2 separate regions of the Homo sapiens genome follow, and region 1 is linked to region 2. Evidence: read pairs that join two places in POLR2A ChIA-PET (ENCODE). Cell type or tissue: HepG2. All regions are shown on one strand. Links, peaks and the distances in the headings refer to the core of each region. The heading gives the core; the rest is flanking DNA. Region 1 overlaps ATXN10 (ataxin 10). Region 2 overlaps CERK (ceramide kinase).

Region 1 (11,962 bases), core at 1,031-9,030, 980 kb after region 2:
CTGGTCTTGAACTCCTGACCTCAGGTGATCCGCCCACCTCAGCCTCCCAAAGTGTTGGGATTACAGGTGTGAACCACCATGCCCGGACTCTAGAATCTTTTACTATTTATCATTGTCCCTCTAAGCTTCAAGTTACTTGAGGGTGAGGACCTTTTCTTCCCCTTCCTTCTCTCCAGCACCTCGCATAATGCTTGGCACACAGTGTGCTCTTAATCAATATTTGTTTCTCTGGCAGTAAGTTTCTAAAGTTATCTTTAAAGATATGAGATATACTGCCTTTAAATAAGAATGGTACTTCTAAGTAAGAATAATGTCTAAATTACATTAAATCTTGTTAACTCTAAAGATTTAAATCTCTTCTTTTTTGGAGAGGTATGACTCCTACTGTCATGATTTATGACTCCATAAAAGCCATGTATTTACTGGGCAGAATAAACGGTAAGCTTGGTATGCATAACACAGCACTAGAATTCTTGCTATAAAGATTACTGATGCCTCAGGCTGTTATAAACGAGATGTCACATGAAGCTATGCATCAAGAGCTTGCCCTGAAGACAAAAACATCGCATACTGCTCTATCAAGTCCACGTTCAGTTACAGCTCCTGGCGCTCCGCAGTGGCTATGTGTATGCACATGTGCGTGTGCAAACACATGGCCAGTGTGTTTAAATGAACACCTGGCAACCCAAAAACAACATCTTAAAGATAGCTGTCAGAGCATGAAACATTGCACTAACCAGGAACTTCCATGGTTGTGGATTAGCAGAATAACACATCAAAGCAACCTTGAATTACGTGTGATATGCCTTAGGAAACTTCAGTTTCTGATGACCAATAATTTGAATCTAATCTTTTGAACCAAAAAGAATTATGTATTTTGTTCCAAGCACAAAGTCAGTGGCTATAGCTCAAGCCATGAATATGTAATTTCCTAAAAGTAAAACTGGTTTTTCTGAGTCTTCATATGTATTCTAAATGGCTAGAGAAGCCTGCAGTTAACAATGGTGGTGCTCCATGGAGGCACTGGTGGTCTGTCAAGTACCTATGCTTTCCACACGCTGGCTCAGCTAACTCCAAACAACCCTGCAGGGAGACTGTGGCCCTGCTCCACAGCCGAGGGACACGAGCAGTGTGGACGACTCTGAGCCAAACGTCAGGCGGGAGCTGCGGAAGCTCAGGACAACAGGGGCTGGCAGGGGCAGGGTGTGGAGGCAGCACCAGGTGTCCCCTACCCACTGCACGGGGCTTCCTGACGCCACTGTTCTGGTAACGAATAGTTGCATCCGTCTCTGCCATATACTTTGGAAGCATCAAATTTAGTTTGAATTTGTGTGTCATCACAAAAGCTCAACTTTTTTTCTTCTTTTACAAATTTCAAAAGAAGTAAATAGTATCCACAGCAGAGGTCCAATAAATGCCAATTTTATAAATACAGGCTCAACGAATATGACTGGAGAAAGTGTGCCAGAGTTTATTTCTCTAATAAGTCCAAGTTGAATCATGTAAGAAAAGTACTAATAGAGAATAATTCTTAAAAGAGAATCAAACATGAATGAATATAACTCTAATCACATTTTTAATAAATATAATTTCAAAACAATATGACTTATAAGGTCAGCATATGAAAAATGTATTGAATCCTATGTGTATGTAAAAAAAATTTTATCCCATCCATATTTACTAATACTGTACTAATGTTTTTTTTTTTCTAAAATGGCTAGAAATGATTTTTCAAGATTAAGAACAAATCTATCTTAGAGAATACAGAGAAAGAACCCATTTCTTTCTCCCTCCAAAGTACTGAATGAAACATCCACACCTCCCTTTGGAACATTCTCCAGAGGCCTTGAACGGGGAGCAGCGAAATCCTGAATCCCAGCCTGGGCTCCCACCTCGGAGCCTCAGGCATTTTCTGTCCCTGCTCCCAGCCAGCAGGCGCTGCTGGGCCACACTGTTAGAATCAGCTGGTATTGCTCCAGTTACACTGAAGCTCTGAGGCATTTTTGTTTTGTGTGGGGCTAGGGGAGGGAGGAGGGTGTAGCTGAAAGTCGCCAGGGTTGGAATTCCAACAGGCAAAGGACACGCCCTCTCTTCGAACTGCTCCAAGGCCGCCAGTCGGATTTTTCCTGTCAACACCCCCGCCACCCACCTCCCCATCAGACTCCCCAGTCGTCCGCCTCCACAGCCCCAGCCCCAGGCAGTCCGTCCAGAGCTGCAGGTGCAGACCAAAGCCATTCCTCCGCAAATAGGAGGAGGGCACAGCCACTTGGGAAAGCATCTGGAACCGTGTCTCTCGTCTGGTTCTTCTCCACTCCTTCCCTCTTCCTCAGTTTCCACGTGCTGATGGAGTGGGATTCACACGATGAGAAATCAACTCCAACTCCCTCTCTTGCCCCCAACTCTGCCATGGAAATGATTTCATTTAAAGGTTCCTCTTGGATTTTTCCAGTGGATATATTCAATATTATCACTAAAACATGTCAAATAAATACCAATGAATCATTCCCAGAAAGTAGTCTCACATTAAACCAATTATTCAATGTCTGAGAGTAATATGAGCTAAGTGCAGCTTGTAGAAGGATTTGTAACATAAGATGTACAATAATACAAAAAGTTCAACCTGAAAAGGACAATCACAACCCCCATCCCCACCCCACAGTAAACTCTGAAGGGCAGTTTCAGCTGGACTGGGAAAAGTTCAACATATTTAGCTCTTTTCTTTTCAAGCAATAGTTCATTTTTCTCAAATGATTAAAGCATACATATTCTCTTGCTTAAAGTTGGTACACAATTTCCTCTAATAAATATATCTTTTTGGAAATGTCAGTCTTTCAAGCCTGTACACAGAATATTGATTACTTAAAAAGGGTCTGGGGCCGAGTGTGGTGGCTCATGCCTATAATTCCAATGCTTTGGGAGGCAAGGCAGGAAGATCACTCGAGCCCAGGGGCTCGAGATTAGCCTAGGCAACACAGCAAGACCTCATCTCTACAAAAAATTTAAACATTAGCCAGGCATGGTGGTGGACACCTGTAGTCCAAGCTACTCAGGAGATTGAGGTGGGAGGATCCCTTGAGCCCAGGAGTTTAAGGCTACAGTGAGCCCGTTCACACCACTGCACTCCAGCCTGGGTGAGAAAGCACAACCTTGTCTCTTTAAAAAAAAAAAAAGTCTAGGTAAACAAAGAGAATTCCATTTTAAACTTAATTTACGATAACATGGAAAACTCTGGCTAATGGCATGCCCAGTGGTCACCTCTCTCAGAGACTTGGCCAAGGCCAAGTCTGTGCCAAACATGGCAGAAGGAGGAGGTGGGTGGGTGGCTATGTAGTGGTGCAGAGCATGGGTCTGGGGCCAGGCCACCTGGGTTCTTATGCGGTTGCACCCTTGATTGGCTGTGTGTGACCTCAGGCAAGCTATTGAACCCTGATGTGGCTCAGTTCACAGATTTCTATGATGGGGATAATATGTTCCCATCTAGGAAATATCATGAGGATGAACGCACTGATATATTTAAGGGCTCAGAAGAGTACCTGACACACAGTGAGCACTATAAAATGCTCCCCTGCACTACTGTTGACTCTGGTCATTATTATTCATTTTGGAAACAGTTTACTTTTTCAGGGTCTTGAATAAGGTTCAAAATTTTATTTTTCCAATCTATAGAAGAAACCAAGTTAATAATACCTTTCCCCCAAAAGACACAGGGGTACTTCCAAATATACACAAATTATTACTATTAGTAGCATGAAAAACACCAACAAGATATTGATGACAGTAACCAACCCCAGAACTTAGTGCGGCCAGGAGGAGGGAAGGGGAAAGGAGCAGAGCCTGGGAGGCAGTGAGAAGGCAGAACGGCCAGAGAACCTTCACACCTCTTCTTGCTCCTCCTTGGTCTCTTGAGGCCCCCTAATCAGAGTTTGTTATGATTAGAAATACATCCATACAAGTATGTAAAAGAAGGATGAGGGCTTAAAACATTTCCCCTCCAAGGTGTGTTTGCATTTTGACATAGATCTGAACTAAAGGAAATGAAAAGTTAAAAGTGGAATTCCTATCACGATGAAAATATCGGAAGGATAGAGGGTCATGGAGAAATCAGGCCACACCTCTGACTATCTGAATGGGCCACTGCTGCAGGATTTACAAGCACTGTGCAGGCACAGGAAGTCCTGAACAAGCGTTTGGAGGGTTGGAGATTTCCTCTGAGGGCCACACATGTGACCAGCACAGGGCCACAGGTGGTACTCCTTCCCCATGCCCTGCCACCTGGCTTTCCTGAGCACCAGGATGCTGGCTTGTGAGAGACAGCCAGTCAGTCCTGTGTGTTGAGGGACGGTCTCGCAGCTCACAGGCAGAGAAGGAACAGGCATGGACCTCATGCTTCTCATACTCTTGGCACCCCTTCATGGTGGCTGCCTGCCCAAGAGCCTGTTGCAAGGAGGGCCAAGACATTTTTTGAGACAGAGTCTCACTCTGTTGCCCAGGCTGGAGTGCAGTGGCACGATCTCAGCTCACTGCAACCTCTGCCTCCAGAGTTCAAGCGATCCTCCTGCCTCAGCCTCCCAAGTAGCTGGGACTACAGGCATGAGCCACCATATCTGGCTAATTTTTTTGTATTTTTAGTAGAGTCGGGGTTTCACCATGTTGGTCAGACTGGTCTCGAACTCCTGACCTCAGGTGATCCGCTGGCCTCGGCCTCCCAAAGTGCTGGGATTACAGGCTTGCGGGACTACTGAGACAGCACTCCCACCACTGAGTGGCTTTGAGGAAGCCTTTCCTGCACATTTAACTTAGAGAGGCAGAATGACACAGTAAGCACAGGCTCTGAAGAGGATGAGATAAAACAAAACACACCTCTGAAACATCCCACTCAAGCACATGCAGGAGGCATTCATGGAAGGTCACTGTGACTGCTGTCATCAATAGTAATTTAATCCTCACAATAAATGTATGAGGGAAGTAAAATCATCTCTACTTTACAGATGAAGAAAGGGAGACTCACAAGTTAAGTCAACATGTGAGGTGTTGCCTGGGTAGAAAGCAAGAATATCCTAGAATTTAAACTGTTTTTTCACCTGAATCAAAATTTCCCATGCACCACGAAGGTACACGTGCCAAGCTGCTGGAGCCCACCTCCGTGGGTCGTCTCTCAGCAGCTCCTGCTTAGCTGACAGGACTCACTTTTGCACTTAACCCCATAAGGCTCAGGAACCCAGGTTGCGTCCTGCCACTGGGCAGTGTGAGCATCATTCTCAGAGGCCAGAAATAAAACCCAGAGAGGCAGACAAGAGTGGAGGCATGCAGGATCCAACTAGGACAAGGTTCCTGGAGGCTAGAGTTTTCAGGACTGCAAACAAGTAGGTGGCTTTTGGCTTACAAAGGGCAGAGACAAAGAATGAAAAACTCTAGTCTAGGATGGGACCCCATCACAGGCTGCCACATCATCAAAATCTCTGTGTAGCAGTTAAAAAGGTTTTGGGTTGCTTCGACATCTCAGTGGGGGACCAGGGAAGACCATTATCACAGGCAGCTACTGCATCCAGAGTCACATTGTCAGTGTGGTACTAGAATCCCAAGTCAAGAAATTATATTAATATAAAAACTGAGATGGGCGCAGTGGCTCACACCTGTAATCCCAGCACTTTGGGAGGCTGGGGCGGGTGGATTGCCTGAAGTCAGGAGTTCGAGACCAGCCTGGCCAACATAGTGAAACCGCATCTCTACTAAAAATACAAAGAATTAGCTGGGCATGGTGGTGCACACCTGTAATCCCAGCTACTAGGAAGGCGGAGGCAAGAGAATCGCTTAATCCCGGGAGGCGGAGGTTGCAGTGAGCTCAGATCACACCATAGCACTCCAGCCTGGGCAAGAGCGAGACTCTGTCTCAAAAAAAAAAAAAAAAAAAAAAAAAAAAAAAAAAAAAAAAAAAAAAAAGCTGGTAAGAGGTGAGTGGACCCTCTAGGACCCGAGGAGATGAAAACAAAAGCAAATCGCTCTGTGAATACAAGTCCACAGCCAGGACCTATGGGACTTCTGCCGAAAAAGGTTTCTCCTAAGAAGATGAGATCAAGTTAAAAGACAGAAAAAAAAAATCACTGGGAAAAGAAACCGCGGGTGGAGAGGAGGAGGGGAGGGGTTAAGGGAAGAGGGAAATGAGAGAGAACAAATGAGAAAAACCATACCCTAAAAACTAGAAATAAAAACAATCTCCAAGAGAAAATAAGTGTCTTAAATGACTCAAGACGAAGATGGACAACACAATAAAAAATAAGTTGATCAGCCGGGCACGGTAGCTTACGCCTGTAATCCCAGCACTTTGGGAGGCCGAGGTGGGCAGATTACCTGAGGTCGGGAGTTCAAGACCACCCTGACCAACATGGGAAAACCCCACCTCTACTAAAAATACAAAAATTAGCTGGGCATGGTGGCGCATGCCTGTAATCCCAGCTACTCGGGAGGCTGACGCAGGAGAATCACTTGAACCTGGGAGGCGGAGGTTGCGTCGAGATCGCACCATTGCACTCCAGCCTTGGCAACAAGAGCAAAACTCCGTCTCAAAAAAAAAAAAGAAGTGGATCTGAAAAAGAACCACAAAATAATCCTCAGAAATGAGAGCTACAATAAGGAATCTACTAACGCTGAAAATGGCCTAACCCTTAGTTCCCACAGTGAGTGCAGAGCCCATCGTGCAGCCAAGGGGCCAGCTCTCTGGCACAGCCCCAGCCCCAGCCCCAGCCCCAGCCCCAACCCCAACCCCAACCCCAACCCCAACCCCTCAGGTGCCACTGGGTCCTGCACTGTCCCACACACCTGCTCACCCACTGCCTGCAAGGCTGACCTACTCCTCTAACTGCCTAACTCTTTCTCATTCATCCTTCAAGGCCTGGATCCAGGAGGTTCTTCCTGAAGTTCCAAGTAGAGCCATTTATACCAAGCACTTAGGTACTTTTCTACTGGCTCTCAATCCTGTCACACACCACTTATTCTATGATACTGAGATGATAGTTTCTACATCTGTCTCCTTCTTTACACTGTGAATTCCTCGAGAGAACAGTAGGCCAAATCCATTTCTGCATTCCCAGTGTCTAGAATACTGGCTGGTACACAGCATATGGCAAACACATACTTGTTGAATTGAACTACAAGCTCTTACCACTATGCCAAAATAGCACGTTCATTTCTATTTGGAGTAAAAAATATTCCCAACTTTAACTGCAATATAGCAGTAGGTTTGAATTCAAACTAAAATCCACAGTCTGAAACTAAGTATCATTTTTGTTCTATTAGAATATGATGGGCATGAAATTAAATTCTACCTGAATAAGATAAGCAATCAGCTTTTAAAACGTGGGGGTGGGGGGAGTCAGACAATGCCTTCAAGCACTGACAGGAAAAAAGTCTTTTATAGGAACATAACTTTGATCCTCTTAATTTTCAGCTGCTGCCAGGAAAAAAAAAAAAAAAAAAACTAAATATGCTAAAGATCAAAACTGCTTTAGATGTGGGACAGACATTTCCCATCTTATTATTATTATTATTATTATTATTTTTTTTTTATTTTTTTTTTTTTTCCAGAAAAAGGTAGAGCTACTTTCCAACATTTGAAATAAGAGCACTTTTCTCATTTAACCAAGAAAACGAAGCCTGGGGAGATATATAGACATTTCACAGTCAGATTTTCATTAGATTGAGATATGTCATAGAAATCCTGAACATTCAAGCACTCAGTAAGAGCTGATGTACCCAAGTCAGAACACCTGACAACAGAGAGGAAATTCAAATGCCTATTCCTTTAAAGGGGAAAAAACACATATAACAGTGGAAGAATGATCTTTATATTTCCATCTCTGTCTGTCTCTTCCTCTCTCTCTCTCTCTCTCTCTCAAAAACACACAAACCCTATCACCACCAGCCCAGCTATTAATTATCTCAGTTAGCAAAATTCTCCAGATCCAATGCTAACGTTTTACTTTTAAAAATCTTTCAACTGAAAGTATAATTGAAATTGTCATTGCTAAAGCCCCCAGATCTTGGCCAAAGAAGGGTTAAGAGGTGTACAAAGTATAAAAGAAGAACAAAGAGGCTGGGCATGGTGGCTCACACCTGTAATCCCAGCACTTTGGGAGGCCGCTGCAGGCAGATCACTTGAGGTCAGGAATTCAAGACCAGCCTGGGCAACATGGTGAAACCCCGTCTCTACTAAAAATACAATAATTAGCCAGGCATGGTGGCACATGCCTGTAATCCCAGCTACTCAGGAGGCTGAGGCAGGAGAATCACTCAAACTCAGGAGGCAGAGGTTGCAGTGAGCTGAGATCACACCACTGCACTCCAGCCTGGGCAACAAAGCAAGACTCTGTCTCAAAAAAAAACAGGAAAGTAGAAGAAAGAAAGAATTACTACAATCACTAATGAACGGAGCATGTTCTCTTCTTATCATGGAGAAAAACTCTTTACATAAGCTTTTTTACAAGCTTTTGTAATAAGCTTTCCTTTTCTCCCCGGGTTGCTGGATTATCCTTATCACATGGTAAATTCGTATAACTTCTCCTGGGTCTGTTTGGAAACTATGTCTGCCTCCACTAACCTATAAACTTTTGTAAATTGTTTTGATTATTTTAGCCTTAAAGTATATTTTAATATTGATATGACAATTCCTCAATTATTTTCATTTTATAGTCAAAATTATGGCTTATTTTTCACAGTGGGATTTTAATTGGTCTAGTAATAAAAATCAGTTTAAAAATAACTAATATCTTTCCCATATTCCATACTTCCATACAGGAACAAGGTACAGCTCTCAGTTTATACAGCTGGTTTTCCCCTCACCCAAGTCTCAGATATTCTTCTTTTTGGATACTGTGAAATAATTGTTTTTTACTGTTAAACACAAATCCATTTAAAATCACTGTTGTCGGCCGGGCGTGGTGACTCACACCTGTAATCCTAGCACTTTGGGAGGCCAAGGTGGACAGACTGCTCAAGCTCAGGAGTTCAAGACCAGCCTGGGGAACATGGGAAAATCCCACCTCTACAAAAAAAAATACAAAAATTTGCCAGGTGTGGTGACATACCTCTAGTACCAGCTACTTGGGTGGCTGAGGCGGGAGGATCACTTGAGCACAGAACTGCGGTGAGCTGTGATCACACCACTGCACTCCAGCCTGGGTGACAAAAGCAAGACCCTGTCTCAAAAATAAAATTAAATTAAATTAAAACGTCTGTTATCTAAAAATTGATCATATGGCGTAAGTAAAGAAAACTGAGTAGCAGTTAGGAAAACTGGATTCATGACTTTTACAAACTGCGGAATCATCATGGGCAGCACATTACTTCCCCAATGTCTCCCTTTCTGTGTCTACAGTATGGGGTAAATTATGCTTCTCGGAAATACGCATGTGCCTGAAATGTAGCCCTCAACATGAACCTTAAAGAAACCATATTCAGGCCAGGTAAGGTGACTCAAACCTGTAATCCGAGCACTTTGGGAGGTCAAGGAAGGAGGACTGCCTGAGGCCAGGAGTTTGAGACCAGCCTGGGCAACACAGTAAGACCCTGTTTTTCTACCAAAAAAAAATTTTTAGTAGTCGGGCATGGTGGCACATGCCTGCAGTCCCAGTTATGTGGGAGGCTGAGGTAGGAGAACTGCCTGAGCCCATGAGCTCAAGGCTAAAATGAGCTATAATCACACCACTGCACTCCAGCCTGAGCAACAGAGCAAGACCCCACCTCTTAAAAAAGAAAAAAAGAAAGGGAAAGAAAAAAGAAACTACATTTACTAAAACACTAGACATTAGATGATAATGAAAAAAGTTCAGTAAGAATTGTGGAAAAAGCTGTAATACAATGTCCTGCCACCTCAAAGAGTCACACAAATTTGGTCATAGATTTCAAAGGACCAGTCTCAAACATCTTCTTTTGTGGTGACGGTGGAAGCAGTGGATGGTAACAGGAAAAGTATGGGCTCTGGAGTCAGAATTTGGCCTGCTATCGCTCCAAGCAAGTAACTACTCTACGCTTGACTCACCAGTAAAGCAAGCAAAGTCATCCAGCGTCCATTAATTTCACTACACTATGTACCCAGTGTTACGGCAGGTGTTAAGCCAAATATGATGTGTCTGCCTTCACGCTTAAAGCCTAGGGAGGAATATGCAGTGGTAGGAATTCCACGATGAAGCACAGGTCAAGGGCCTGGAGCCTAGTTAGTTTGCAATAGTAATGGTTATCGACAATAGTACGCTGTTACATTGCAATTATATAATTAGTATCATTCTTCTTTTTAAATAATGTTATGCATTTCCTGGAAGAGAATAAGTCAATTATTGTAGAACAAGACATAGAAAAGGGGTTTTTGGAGTCAAATGGTAGACCATCCTTTAGTCTTTTAAAAAAAATTTTACAGCTGCAACAACCTAAACCATGATAGGTTTCCTCTAGATAGGAATTTTAATTTCATTTACTGTTACAGGAACTGTAAGTTCAGGGAACTAATGGTGACAGTTTGATTTATGAATTTTGACATATTTCTTGATCTGGGATTACATTACAAAGAAGTGGAATTCTAAGCAAGCCAGATCTTGCCTATACATTCAATCTTCAAATCAATAAGCTGAGATTTGGTGCAACTTGCTTCTGACAAGAGGAAAAACACAGGAAAAACGCACAATCCAATTGAGGTAAGACATATGCCCTGTAATTTAAAAGTTCCTTAACATACTTTCAGAATTGAGCTAGAACAGATTTTGGAATTCACGCGGAAAACACTTCAGCTCTTTACTAGATAATAACATAAGAGAAATTCAAGTCAGAAAACATTTATGACAAGAATCAAAATTACTCTCATCCTAAAGAAAGTTCTCATATTTGTTTTCATTTTACTTCCTCCATAAAGCCCCATCTATTAGAAAAAGTAATACACACAGAATGCAGAATATGAGGTTTACTTTGAACTTTGCAAATCCTTGTGAAATGTTGTCTACAAATTTCTATGTAAATACATATAATGGGGAGACACTGGAATGAACTAGATCTTTTCAATTCCAAAGGGACTGGTAGGGAGGGTAAGAGGAGGGACACGGAAGTATTATAGTTAGAGACATAAGGCAATCCATTATATACTTTTTTTTTTTTTTAAAGACAGAGTCTCGCTCTGTTGCCCAGGCTAGAGTGCAGTGGCACGATCACGGCTCCCTGTAGCCTCGACCTACTGAGCTCAATCAACCGTCCCACCTCAGCCCCCCAAGCACCTGGGAGCACTGGCTAATTTTTTAATTTTTTTAGAGAAACGGTCTTATTACGTTGCCCAGGCTGGTCTCAAACTCCTGGGCTCAAGCGATCCTCCTGCCTTGGCCCCACCAAGTAACTGGAAATACCGGCTATTTATTTTATTTTTTTAGAGATGGGAGGTCTTACTATGTTGCCCAGGCTGCTCTCAAACTCCTGGGCTCAAGTGATCCTCCTGCCTCGGCTTCCGAAAGTACTAGGATTACAGACATGAGATACTTCCTATACATGATCACATTTAATCCTCCCAACCCCACAAGGAGGTGTAACTGCCCCTATTTTATACATGAAGAAGCTGAGATTCAGAAAGGTTGAGACACTTGTCCAAATTTAAACAGTTAATAGATGGTCAACTAAGAGGCAACTCTGAGTTTACTGAACTCTAAAGTCTCATAAGCTCTCTGCCTGTTGTAAGGTTCCTCTATAAACAGCACACACGTGGATCCAATGTTACAAGCCAAGCAATGACAGAAAAGTCAGTGACAGGAGAACCCACTGCTCAGACATTTTCTGTTTCTTTTTTTTTAAACAGGGTCTCACACCCTCACCGAGGCTAGAACACAGTGGCACAATCACGGTGCACTGCAGCCTCGACCTCCTGGGCTCAAGCAATCCTCCTACCTTAGTCTCCCAAACAGCTGGGACTACAAACATGCATCAACATACTCAGCTA
Region 2 (11,962 bases), core at 131-8,130:
GGGCCGCCAGCCTGGTGGGAAGTAGGGCAGGACGAAAACAGGAACTTGAAGTGGGTCATGCTCGTTGAACTGGAAACACTGAGTTGATATCTGGGTTATTTCCCCTGACTGTCGCAAAACACACTTAGACAAACCCTGCATTTATTCCTTTAGAGTTGGGAATGGGAAGAGTGTGTGTGTGTGTGTGTGTGTGTTGGGGGGTGAGGGGACTACTGCCCAGGCTCTACCTTTGTGGGAGGATCCTCCCCTTCCTTCCACCAACCCCACTTGGGATGTCCCAGGCTGGTGGTGAACTCGTTGGGCAGGTCAGTACTGTGTTTATAAAGCGTGTCCTCAGCACACCCTGCAAAGTGCCTGGCAAAACATAGGCATGCCACAGATACTTTAAAAAAATGTTTTTCCTGCTTACAAAAGTAAGTCATGTTGATTTAATAATATCGAGAAAACACAGAAAAGCATACACAAAAAGTCACTCTTCGACTTAGACGTGATTAATATTTGGTATTTGTGTATATGTAAATATGCATGAAAGAAAAGCTGAGAAAACATACTGCAGAGTGTTTTCCACGCTACTAATTCCTCTCCTAAGACATGATTTTTAAAAATCGATTTTATCAAGGTCTAAATTGCATGCAATAAAACTCAGACATTTTAAGGCACATAGTTGGTTAAATTTTGATAATTGTGTGCACCTGTGTAAACATCACCCGGATCGCAGCAGCCCAGCACCTTCTCCTGGGCCCTGGGCTGTTTTCTCACCAGGGACAGGCACGATGCTAATAGAGTTTCATGTAAATGGAATCATGCCATGTGCACGTCTTTGTGCCCGGCTGCTTTATCTCATGTAAATGGAATCATGCCATGTGCACGTCTTTGTGCCCGGCTGCTTTATCTCATGTAAATGGAATCATGCCATGTGCACGTCTTTGTGCCCGGCTGCTTTATCTCATTTTGTTTTTTTTAAGATTCATCATGTCAGCAGTTCCTTCTTTCTGGTTACTAAGTCATATTGCATTGTGTGGGTGCACTAGTGTATCCGTTCACCTGCTGATGGGCTTCTGGACAGTTTGCAGTCCATTCACCTTGACTATGTGGATAAAGACACCCTGACCCTTTAGGGGCTATGCTTTTGCTCCTCTTGGGTGCATATTTAAGAGTAGAAAGCTGGATTATAGGAAAATGTATATATATATATATATATATGTATGTATGTATATATAACATATTTTATTATATTTTTGGAGTCTTCCTCTGTTTCCCAGGCTGGAGTGAAGTGGCAAGGTCTCGGCTCACTGCAACCTCCACCTCCCGGGTTCAAGTGATTCTCCTGCCTTAGCCTCCTGAGTAGCTGGGATTATGGGCACCTGCCACCAGCTAATTTTTGTATTTTTAGTAGAGACAGGGTTTCACCATGTTGGCCAGGCTAGTCTCGAACTCCTGACCTCAGATGATCTGCCTGCCTCGGCCTCCCAAAGTGTTGGGATTACAGGCGTTAGCCACTGCACCTGGCTGTAAATTCTTACAAGAAAATAGAGGACAGTTTATAATATTGGAATGGGAAAAGGCTCTCCTAACCAAGATGGAATCCAGAAAGAATAAAGAAAAAGCTAGATTATTTGACGAAATAATTTTAAAATTTCTTTTGTAAGATATCATAAATTTAAAAAAAAAGATAAGGGCCGGGCGTGGTGGCTCACACCTGTAATCCCAGCACTTTGGGAGGCCGAGGCGGGTGGATCACTTGATGTCAGGAGGTCGTGACCAGCCTGCCCAACATGGTGAAACCCTGTCTCTACTAAAAATACAAAAATTAGCCAGGCATGTTGGCGTGCGCCTATAATCCCAGCCTCTCAGGAGGCTGAGGCACGAGAATCTCTTGAACCTGGGAGGCGGAGGTTGCAGTGAGCTGTGATTGCACCACTGCACTCCAGCCTGGGCAACACGGCGAGACTCCATCTCAAATAATAATAATAATAATAAAATAAAAATAAAAAATGATGGGGGTGATATTTGCAACAAATAGGATAGAGAAAGGGTTAATTTTTTTTTTTTTTTTTTTTTTGAGACAGAGTCCCACTCTGTCGCCCAGGGCTGGAGTGCAGTGGCGTGATCTCAGCTCACTGCAAGCTCCGCCTCCCGGGTTCACACCATTCACCTGCCTCAGCCTCCCGAGTAGCTGGGACTACAGGCACCCACCATTGCACCCGGCTAATTTTTTGTATTTTTAGAAGAGATGGGGTTTCACTGTGTTAGCCAGGATGGTCTCAATCTCCTGACCTCGTGATCCTCCCTCTTTGGCCTCCTTAAGTGCTGGGATTACAGGCGTGAGCCACCGCGCCTGGCCAGGTTAACATTTTTTGAACATTTTAAACTTACATAAAAATTGATAGGAAAAAAGGCAGACAATCCATTAGACAAATGGCAATGGATATAAGTAGGCGATTCACGGAAGAAAACATTCGGAAGTGGATGCTGAGCGTCTGAGTAGATACTGACCCAAGGCAATGATGAGATGCTGCTCTCAACCAGCAAGGGATGGGGAAGGGCGAAAGCACAGCTCTGTGCTGGGGAAGTTTCAGGACGCTTCTGGGCTGGCAGACCCGGTGAATGGGAAGTGGGAACTGCTAGGGTGTTTTTGGAAAGTAATCTGGCAGTGTTTTCAAACTGTAAAAAAAAAAAAAAAAAGTGATATCCTTTGACCCAACAATTCCATTTTTGATTATCTATCCCAGAGAAATTAAACCACCAGTATTTAAGAAACTTTCATACTCGAGAAGATACACTTTCTGTGTGTTTAAGAAACTCCTAATGTGTTTTACTTCCCGTCCCCCCCACCCAATTTATTTTTCTTCTCTAACAGTCTAGATTTTTGCATAACAGCGTTTTCTATGAGAAATGCAGCTGAGTCCTGCCTTTTGAGGGTTATCTCAGGAACCTGTAGCTGGTCCAGGATGCATCTCAACTTAATGGCTTCAGCGATTAGCCCAGCGTGGACTTCCAGGCACGAGTTCTCCTCTGTCCTGGAGACAGCCAGCCTGTCACCCGCATACAAGCTCCAGCTACTCGGCCTCTCTCCTAGGCCAGTGGCCCACCCTCACCGCCTGCTGGGTTCTCGATTCGGCTGTCCGGATCCCACACGTCTGCTGGGTTCTCGATTCGGCTGTCCGGATCCCATACCTCTTCTCTCCTTTCTCGCTGACCTTGGTCCCCTTTTTGCCACAGACTGGGTCAGATGACTTCTGCCTCCAGCTGGCCCCGGTCTTCCCCTCCCGACCCCTCCTGCTGCCTTTTGAATTTCTTTAGGGAGCACCCCGGCGGCTGAACCCTGGATGATGGGGATTGGAAGTTTAGAGAGCACCCTGAGGGTCACTAATCCCTTCTCCAGTGCCGTTGGCCCGTCCTGACAGCCAGCCTGTGTGCCCCATTGATGTTTAGACACCCTGCCCTGCTACAAAGTTCTTCCAGGCACTGCTCGCCCATGCGTGCCTGTGGCCTGGCTTGCATTCCTGACCTCCCCCGATCTGGCCCTGCCCCCACCTGCTCCCGGGGCACACGTGCTCACCAGCCCAGCCGTCATTATCTCCCGCATGCCCTGTGCCTCCCCAGGTGCCCTCTGCCCTCCCTGCCTGACATGTTTTCCTCTATCCTCAGCCTCACCAAGGCCCAGCCCTCCTTCCCAGACTCACCTAGCACTGGTTATTTTGCAGTATGTTCCAAGACTGGGCAGCGTTTACACCTTCTGTTTAGCTGGTTTCTCTGGCACTGCTCCAGCAGGGAACGGCGCTGGTACTGCCAGGTGGGGGTGGAAGCCCAGGTTCCCCTCAGCCTTGTTGGCAGCGGAGTCAGGGGCTGCTTGTCATTGCCGGGTGGGTGGGGGGTACAGCTCCCGCCAGGCCTCTGCTAAGGCCACCTTGGCGGGGGGTGGAGGTGCTTCCTTGCCGCTCCCCACATGCACTCCCCTAACAGCACGTGGGTGGAGTGTGGGCACCTTGCAGCTCAGTGGCAGTGAAAGCCCTGTCTCCCCACCAGGCCTCCTCTTACTCCACTCCAGCAAGGAGGAAGGGGCACCTCGCCAGTGCAGGGTGGGGGCCCGGGCTGGGCTGCCCCTTTGTCTCCACCAATGCCTAGTGGGCATGAGGCTTTTTACCAGCTGGCGCTGATGGGGGTTCCAGCTTCCTGCGTGGCCTCCCCTGTACAGCCCTGGCAGAGGTTGTGGGGTGCCTGCTCACAGCCTCTCAAGGGTGGAAGTCTAAGCTGCTAGTTGGCCACTTGGGCTTGGTTGGAGGGCTGGGCCCGTTTTTTTCTGGGGTAGGTTGTTATTGTCTCAAAGTTTTCTGTCTTGCAAAGCTGCCCCTTCCCTGGCTAGACTGAGTTGGCTTTCACTGGGGCTCTGCGTTTGTACCTGTTGGCATTTCCAGGTTTCAGGCTGCTCCAGTTCCAAATCCAAGATAGACGAGGCAAAGGAAACCCCCAGGGGGATGCCGTGTGTCTTTCTCAGATCCCAGGCCCTGAACAGCTGCCTTTTCTCTGCCTGTCAGAGTCTTCTTATATTTGTTTCATGTGTGACGTCCAGGGCTTCACTTAATAGGAGGAGTAGGAAAAGCACAGCTAATCCATCCTCCCAGAAGCAGAAGGTGCTTGTGCATTAAAACAATTTCTTTCTCTCTGCTCTTTAGAATAGATTCTTTCTGCTGACCTATTTTCAACTTCACTATTCCTCTATCTAATTCATTCTGCTGCTAAGCCTATCTGGTGATTTTTAAATTTCAGATACTGTACTTTCCAGTTTTAAATTTTTCCTTTTGGTTCCAATAGTTTCCATTTCTTTCCTGAAAACTTCTTTTTTTTTTGAGATAGACTGTCACTCTGTTACCCAGACTGGAGTGTAATGGTGTGATCTCGACTCACTGCAAACTCCACCTCCTGGGTTCAAGCAGTTCTCGTGCCTCAGCCTTCTGAGTAGCTGGGATTACAGGTGCCTGCCACCATGCCTGGCTATTTTTTTTTTTTTTTTTAGTAGAGACAGGGATTTGCCATGTTACCCAGGCTGGTCTTGAACTCCTGAGCTCAGGCAATCTGCCCGCCTTGGCCTCCCAAAGTGCTAGGATTACAGGCGTGAGCCACCACTCCCAGCCTCTTTCCTGAAAACTTCAAGTATGTTCAACTGTGTCTCAGTGAGCATGGTTATAACAGCTGCTTTGTTTTTTGTTTGTTTGTTTGTTTGTTTGTTTTGAGATGGAGTCTCGATCTGTCACCCAGGCTGGAGTGCAGTGGTGCGATCTTGGCTCACTGCAAGCTCCGCCTCCCAGGTTCACGCCATTCTCCTGCCTCAGCCTCCTGAGTAGCTGGGACTACAGGCGCCTGCCACCACGCCTGGCTAATTTTTTGTATTTTTAGTAGGGACAGGGTTTCACCGTGTTAGCCAGGATGGTCTCGATCTCCTGCCCTCGTGATTCACCTGCCTCGGCCTCCCAAAATGCTGGGATTACAGGCATGAGCCACCGCGCCTGGCCAAAGACTACTTTGAAGTCTTTGTCTGATAACATCAACATCTGGGTCATCTCAGGTTTGACGTCTTTTGATTATTCCCTTGAGAACGTTAACATTTCCTGGTTCTTGGTGTGCTGATTTATTGTGGGTTGTTTCCTGGATATTTGGTACATTATTTTGTAAGGCCAAGTCCTGTTAATGTTTTTTGGAGGCTGGGTGTTGTGCATGCCTGTAGTCCCAGCTACTCAGGAGGCTGGGGCAGGAGGAGCATTTGACACCAGGAATTCGAGGTTACGGTGTTCCATGATTGTACCACTGTACTCCATCCTGAGTGACAGAGCAAGACCCTGTCTCTTAAAAAAAATTAATAAAAAATAAAGTCATTTGGACAATTTTTCTATTTAATTAAATTAATTAATTTATTTATTTACAGTCTCACTGTTTCCCAGGCTGGAGTGCAGTGGCTCAGTTTTGGCTCACTGCAGCCTCTTGAGCACAAGCCGTCCTCCTACCTCAGCCTCTCAAGTAGCTGGAACTACAGGCATGTACCATCATTCTCCCTAATTTTTAAAATTTATTTTGTAGAGACAGGGCCTCACTATGTTGTCCAGGTTGGTCTCAATCTTCTGGCCTCAAGCAGTCCTCCCGCTTCAGCCTCCCAAAGTGCTGGAATTACAGGCATGAGACACCAGACCCAGCCAATTTTTCTTTTTCAAAAGCAGGTGCTCAGCCTGGCTGGGTACAGATGGCAGGTCTGTCTCATGTGGCGAGGGAGGTGGGCCCTGGCTGTCCAGCCTCCGAGGCCCTGGCTGCCCTGTTTTGGCCCCTCAGGAGTGAGGCTGGACTCATCTGGTCATTCTCAGAGCCAAGTATTCCTGCTCCAGCCCCCTCTCCTCTGAGCACCCCTCTGCCCTCAGCACACCCTGGCTTCTCTGGGACAGGGGCCTGCACCCACCCTGCTGCCCCATAGCTCAGACGTCCCCGAGGCCAGAGCTGGAGATAAACCCAGCTCCCAGCTGCTGACTCTGCACGCTGGCCTCTCCAGCCAGCGGGCCTGCTGCTGTGGATCTCTGGTGTCCCCGGTTCACTGCCTGTTTCTTGTATCTTGTCCAGAGCTATCAGTCATAGCGGGTGGGAGAGACAGGCGGTCGGGCTTGGTTCATTCTGGCCAGAACTAGATGTCTGAATGCTGCTTTCCATTTAGGCCAGCGTGTACTGTGCCCTGCAGTGCTGCGGGCTTCACACCCAATGGGATCCTCATAGCCCTCTGAGACGCCCCTTGTTATCTTCTCAGAGGTGGAGATGTGGGACTTAGAGCTGAGCTCACAGGTTGGGGAGTGGGGACTCAGAGCGAGGCTGCTCCAGAATCTGGGGTGAGCTCCCTCTTCAAAGGCAGGGACTCTGGGATTTGTTTAAGTAGCCCCCGTGGCCTTTCATAGCAGGGTGCACGGGGGGAAGAGCGGGGTTCCTGGAGCAAAATCAGTCCAGTTCCCATGACAAAGTTCCCTGAGGCACCGTACGGTCCCTGGAGCCCTTGGACACCCCGTCTCATCCCTAGGACGGGAGGCTGATGCAGGTTTCCCGCGACCTGACAGCATGGAGTGGGGACGGCGGGTGTTCTGTGTTGAGATGCCAGCTGGTATGGACTTCAGTTCTGCGGGTGTCGTCTAAGCAGGTCTAGGATTAGTCTGATTCATTTCCTGAACCCACACACAGGGGCTGCGCAGGTGTGTAATTCCACCCTGCCCTCCAGAACCTCCTGGCTTAACAGGAAAAGCAAAGTCCTGTGTGTTGGCTGCCACGTGGGCTGTGCAGGTGACATGCCCGTCCACATGCCACAGCCCTGTTTCCTGAGAGGAATGATTTGGCATCCTCAGGTCCAGGCCTCCTGTGCATGCTAAGGGAGCATCCATGCTAAGGAGCCGCGGGGGTGGCAGGGCCGGGGGGGGTGGCTGGGCCAGGGGAGTGTTGGGGCGGCATGTGCAGGATGTTCAGAAGCCCATGGACCTTGGGTGGTCACCGGGTGGTCCTGTGGGATGCTGACCAGGCCCCTGCCTGAGAGTGGGGCACGCGGACCACAGCACCCTTAGGCTGGTATCGGGACGTTAGGACGAGGAAGGATTTCTGGGGTGGGTTCCACAGGGAATGGACACTGTTTACTTGAGATGTGTCCCTAGAACTAAGAAGACTGGGCACAGTGGCTCACGCCTGTAATCCCAACACTTTGGGAGGCTGAGTGGATGGATCGCTTGAGCCCAGGAGTTAGAGAGACCAACCAGGTCTCTGAGGGCAACACAGAGAGACCCCATCTCTCAAAAAAAAAAAAAAAAAGAAACAGCTGGGCATGGTGGCACACACCTGTGGTCCCAACTACTTGGGAAGCTGAGGTGGGAGGATTGCATGAGCCTGGGAGGTCGAGGCTGCAGTGAGCTGAGATTGCACCCCTGTACTCCAGCCTGGGTGACACAGTGAGACCTGTCTCAAAAAAAAAAAGAAGAGGAGACATTGGTGGCTACTAATGGTGTGCTGACAAGGGTCAAAGGTCACATTTTATGGCATGAAATAGCAGTAAGTTATGATTGGCAGGTACCTTATCCCAGCATCATGAACTCTGGGGGCTTGCTGTGAGATTTTCTTCATCATCCGTGCGGTCAGAAAAACCACGGCTCAGCCTCACTGGGTTGCAGAGCAGAGGTCTTTGGGCTAAATTTGGCCACAGATTTTTTTCTTTGTTAGATTTGCATGGTGAGTTTTTCTCTTCCTTTTAAAATTGTAGCTAATGTTTTACAATCAGAAGGTTTCCCATAAAAGACGAAACTTGGGCGCATCCCTGTATGACAGCAGCAGCCGCAGCGGAGGCAAGGGCTGGGGACACGCAGTCGCGTCTGGATAAGTCGCAGCTCAGGGCTGACCTGTGGGCGTCACGTGGGTTCTGGCTTCCCCCACCTTCCATCTGTGTATCAGACCCATCAAGGGCTGTGTCAGGGTGGACGTGGTGGGCGGGGAGGGGCGGGGGACAGTTTGACCATCTCTGAGTTTCCTGCACGTGAGATTTCTGGACTCTCCCTGGCAGTGGTGGGCAGGGCTGGTTTTTGGTCTTCCTTGGCATAGGCAAGCACTCACCTTTAATTTTTAATGAAGATCAGATGTTCACACAGCTCATGTTTACTGAGCGGCGGGTTGCCAGGGAAATGCGTTTGCATTGCATGTCATTGCAGGGGGAATCAGGCCTCCCAGCCACTCGGATCTCTTGGGTGTTCTTCCTCTGGGGTGACCCTTACTGCTTGGACTCTAAGCGGGCCGGGCATGTGGAGGTCAGTGTGGCCCGTGCCACTTCTGGGCCTCAGCATCCCCTGCAGTGTGTGTGGGTGTGATCCACAGACTTCCACACTGTACTTGGCACTGCTCCAGTGGGCGCAGTGGGCAGCGGCCTGCTCTCTCACCCTGTTCCCTCTGCCGGTCCTCACGTGGCAGCTTGCATTAGGGAGAGTCCCAGGGACCGCTGTGCTCCCCTGTGCTCTTAGCTGGGAACTCGCTCTTGTTCTCGTTGCATATGCCCAAGAGGCGAAAGACATCTGGGGCCTCCCGACGGCTGCGTGAGGTCTGGAGCGGCATGTTCTGCCACCTTGACCCTGCCCTGCCATGAGCGTGCCCACACACGTGCACCCATGTCACTGGCAGACACTCAGTGCCCCGTGACACACGGGAAACCCGTGGGCCCTCCTGCTGGATGGGAGGCCACTGCGCGTGGCTCAGTTTAATCCGGGAACTTCTAGTATCAAAGCTGATTGACAGCAGGCACTGTTTTCATCTGTAAGTCACAAGCATGAAATAAATTTAATTCTAGTGGATCACAACAAGCACTAAAAAGCACAGAGAACAGAATGGAAAAAGAAGCAGCTGGAAGTCAGCGTGCTCTCAGCTGCCCCTAGCAGGCATTACCCAGACTGTGGCAAATGCTGCAGTGGTCTGCAGAGAGGGAGTCAGCAAACGCGTGAGCCGCACGAGAACCAGGAGGCCAGCCTCACTCGCTGACATGGCATTTGATTTTTCTGGAATGTGATGGCCATTTGATCATTACCTCTATTGAAGAGCTCACTGCATGTCAATACGAGTCACTGTGGTGTCTCACGAGAATTCTGTCACGAGAATTTATCTCTGTCAGCAAAAGAATATGAAAGTGCCCCCAATTCCCACCTTCCGCCCTTTGCAAGATGTTCCCACAGCATCTGTCCACCTGGGTCAGGTGTGTTTTCTCCCGCGGATGCTGTGGCATGTCCACACACCACGTGCTGTGCGGGGATGCTGCTTGGTGCCGGCAATTTGAGACTAACCCTCAGAGGGCAGTTCCTTCTGCTTCTAGAGGACCGTCCGCATTCTTCTGTGTGCCAGCCCTCGGTGGTCCCACTGCCGTCCACATGACCTGCCCTCAGATGAGCAGGCGCCAGCTCTCCAACCGGTGGACGCTGGCAAGTGTTTCCTGAGCCCCCGCAGGGAGCTGCTCTCCGTTTGCTCAGATTCTTGGCCCGGTTCTTTATCTCCTAATTAGAAATGAGAGTATCGAAGACTAGGGCGTAATGCCGATGACACACCGAGGTGAGGAGAGCAGGAGAAGGGGTAAGTGCTGCTAGGCTGGAGGCGTCTCACTGTGGAGTTCTCTCACTGTGGAGTCCTCAGCTTAACACAGGGACAATGGCCTGAAGGAGGAAGGAGGCAGAGCCTCCATCTTGAGCCCAGCCTTCTTTTTCTTTTTTTTTTGAGATGGAGTTTTGCTGTCTTTCGCCCAGGCTGGAGTGCAGTGGCGCAATCTTGGCTCACTGCAAGCCCCGCCTCCCTGGTTCATGCCATTCTCCTGCCTCAGCCTCCTGAGTAGCTGGGGCTACAGGTGCCCGCCACCACACCCGGCTAATTTTTTGTGTATTTTTAGTAGAGTCGGGGTTTCACCATGTTAGCCAGGGTGGTCTCGATCTCCTGACCTCGTGATCCGCCCACCTTAGCCTCCCAAAGTGCAGGGATTACAGGTGTGAGCCACCCCGCCCTGCTGAGCCCAGCCTTTTTGGCAAGAAAGGAAGCCATCATTTATCGGACATTTTTGTGCTTGAAACTTTTTCACCCTTTATCTTATTCCAGTTTCTAATCCCCTATGGGGTTCATCGCTCCACCCCCTTTACACCATGCTCCAGGCTTAGCGGCTTACCCACAGTAAGACTGCAGCCAGATACAGGCCAAAGCCACGCCAAGTCCAGCCACTCATTGCCACCTGGGGAATGTGTTCCCACCATGGCCGCACCACTCCAGGTCTCCTGAGTCAGCAAGGAAGCCCTTGTCCTGAGCCGCACCCAGTGCAGATTGACCCTCAAACAACATGGGGGTTAGCGCCCCAGCCCCACACAGTTGAAAACTTTTGACTCCCCCAGCACTTAACTACTAACAGCCTACTGTTGACTGGACGCCTTGCGATAATGTAAATAGCCGATGAACACATATTTCCTATGTGGCCTGATTTATATGCTGTATTATTACAATAAAATAAGCTAGAGAAAAGAAAACGTGGTTAAGAAAACCATAAGGAAGAGAAAATGTGTTTACTATCTGGTAAGTGGAAGTGGATCATTACAAAGGTCTCCATCCTCATGGTCTTCATGTTGAGTGGGCTGAGGAGGAAGAGGAGAGGAGGGATCAGTCGTGCTGTCTTAGCGGTGGTGGAGGTGGAGAAGACGGAGGAGGTGGAAGGGGAGGCAAGAGAGGCAAGTGAGCTTAGTGTCACTTTTATTGAAAAATCTGGCCAGGCGCGGTGGCTCATGCCTGTAATCCCAGTACTGTGGGAGGCCGAGGCGGGCAGATCACCTGAGGTCAGGAGTTCAAGACCATCCTGGCCAACATGGTGAAATCCCGTCTCTACTAAAAGTACAAAAGTTAGCCGGGTGCGGTGGCAGGCGCCTATAATCCCAGCTACTCAGGAGGCTGAGGCAGGAGAATCACTTGAACCTGGGAAGCGGAGGTTGCAGCGAGCCAAGATCACACCACACCTGGGTGACGAGCAAGACTCCATTTCAAAAACAAAAAAAAAAGAAGAAAACCCCACATTAGTGGACCCTTGAAGGTTAAGCCCATGTTGTTCAGAGGTCAGCTATATTCTTCTTCTTCTTTTTTTGTTTTCCTGAGACTGAGTCTCACTTTGTTGCCCAGGCTGGAGTGCACTGGTGTGATCTCGGCTCACGGCAACCTCCGCCTCCCGGGTTCAAGCAACTCTCATGCTTCAATCTCCTGAGTAGCTGGGATTACAGGCACACACCACCACACCTGGCTAACTTTTGTATTTTTAGTAGAGACGGGGTTTCACCATGTTGGCCAGGCTGGTCTCGAACTCCTGACCCGAAGTGCTCTGCCTGCCTCGGCCTCCCAAAGTGCTGGGATTACAGGCGTGAGCCACTGTGTCCGCCCTGTGTTCTTATTCTTGACGTTCCTCAAT

What was found. ChIA-PET counts read pairs that join two places held together with the same protein. Peaks named below come from ENCODE experiments on the same cell type or tissue, not always from the same donor. Only the 100,000 strongest peaks of a DNase experiment are listed, where the experiment ranks them.
Region 1: POLR2A ChIA-PET joins it to region 2 with 5 read pairs; 3 of 35 experiments call an interaction of 5 or more read pairs at or near these places.

What each region holds. Positions count from the first base shown.
Region 1 is chr22:45,747,356-45,759,317 of GRCh38, reverse strand. The region is part of intron 9 of ATXN10 (ataxin 10); the gene reads right to left. Among named protein-coding and RNA genes, the nearest start is that of MIR4762, 7.2 kb to the left of the region's middle. RefSeq lists an enhancer at 653-1,651 and a silencer at 9,068-9,265. In HepG2, for the core only: no CTCF peak of the experiment used is centred there; no DNase peak of the experiment used is centred there.
Region 2 is chr22:46,723,309-46,735,270 of GRCh38, reverse strand. The region is part of intron 1 of CERK (ceramide kinase); the gene reads left to right. LOC105373077 (a long non-coding RNA gene) reads left to right here. Exons shown (of 2, transcript XR_001755593.2): 2 at 1-659. Among named protein-coding and RNA genes, the nearest start is that of CERK, 9.0 kb to the left of the region's middle. RefSeq lists enhancers at 8,864-9,364, 11,915-11,962. In HepG2, for the core only: no CTCF peak of the experiment used is centred there; a DNase peak (open chromatin) is centred at 3,480; H3K4me3 peaks cover 631 bases.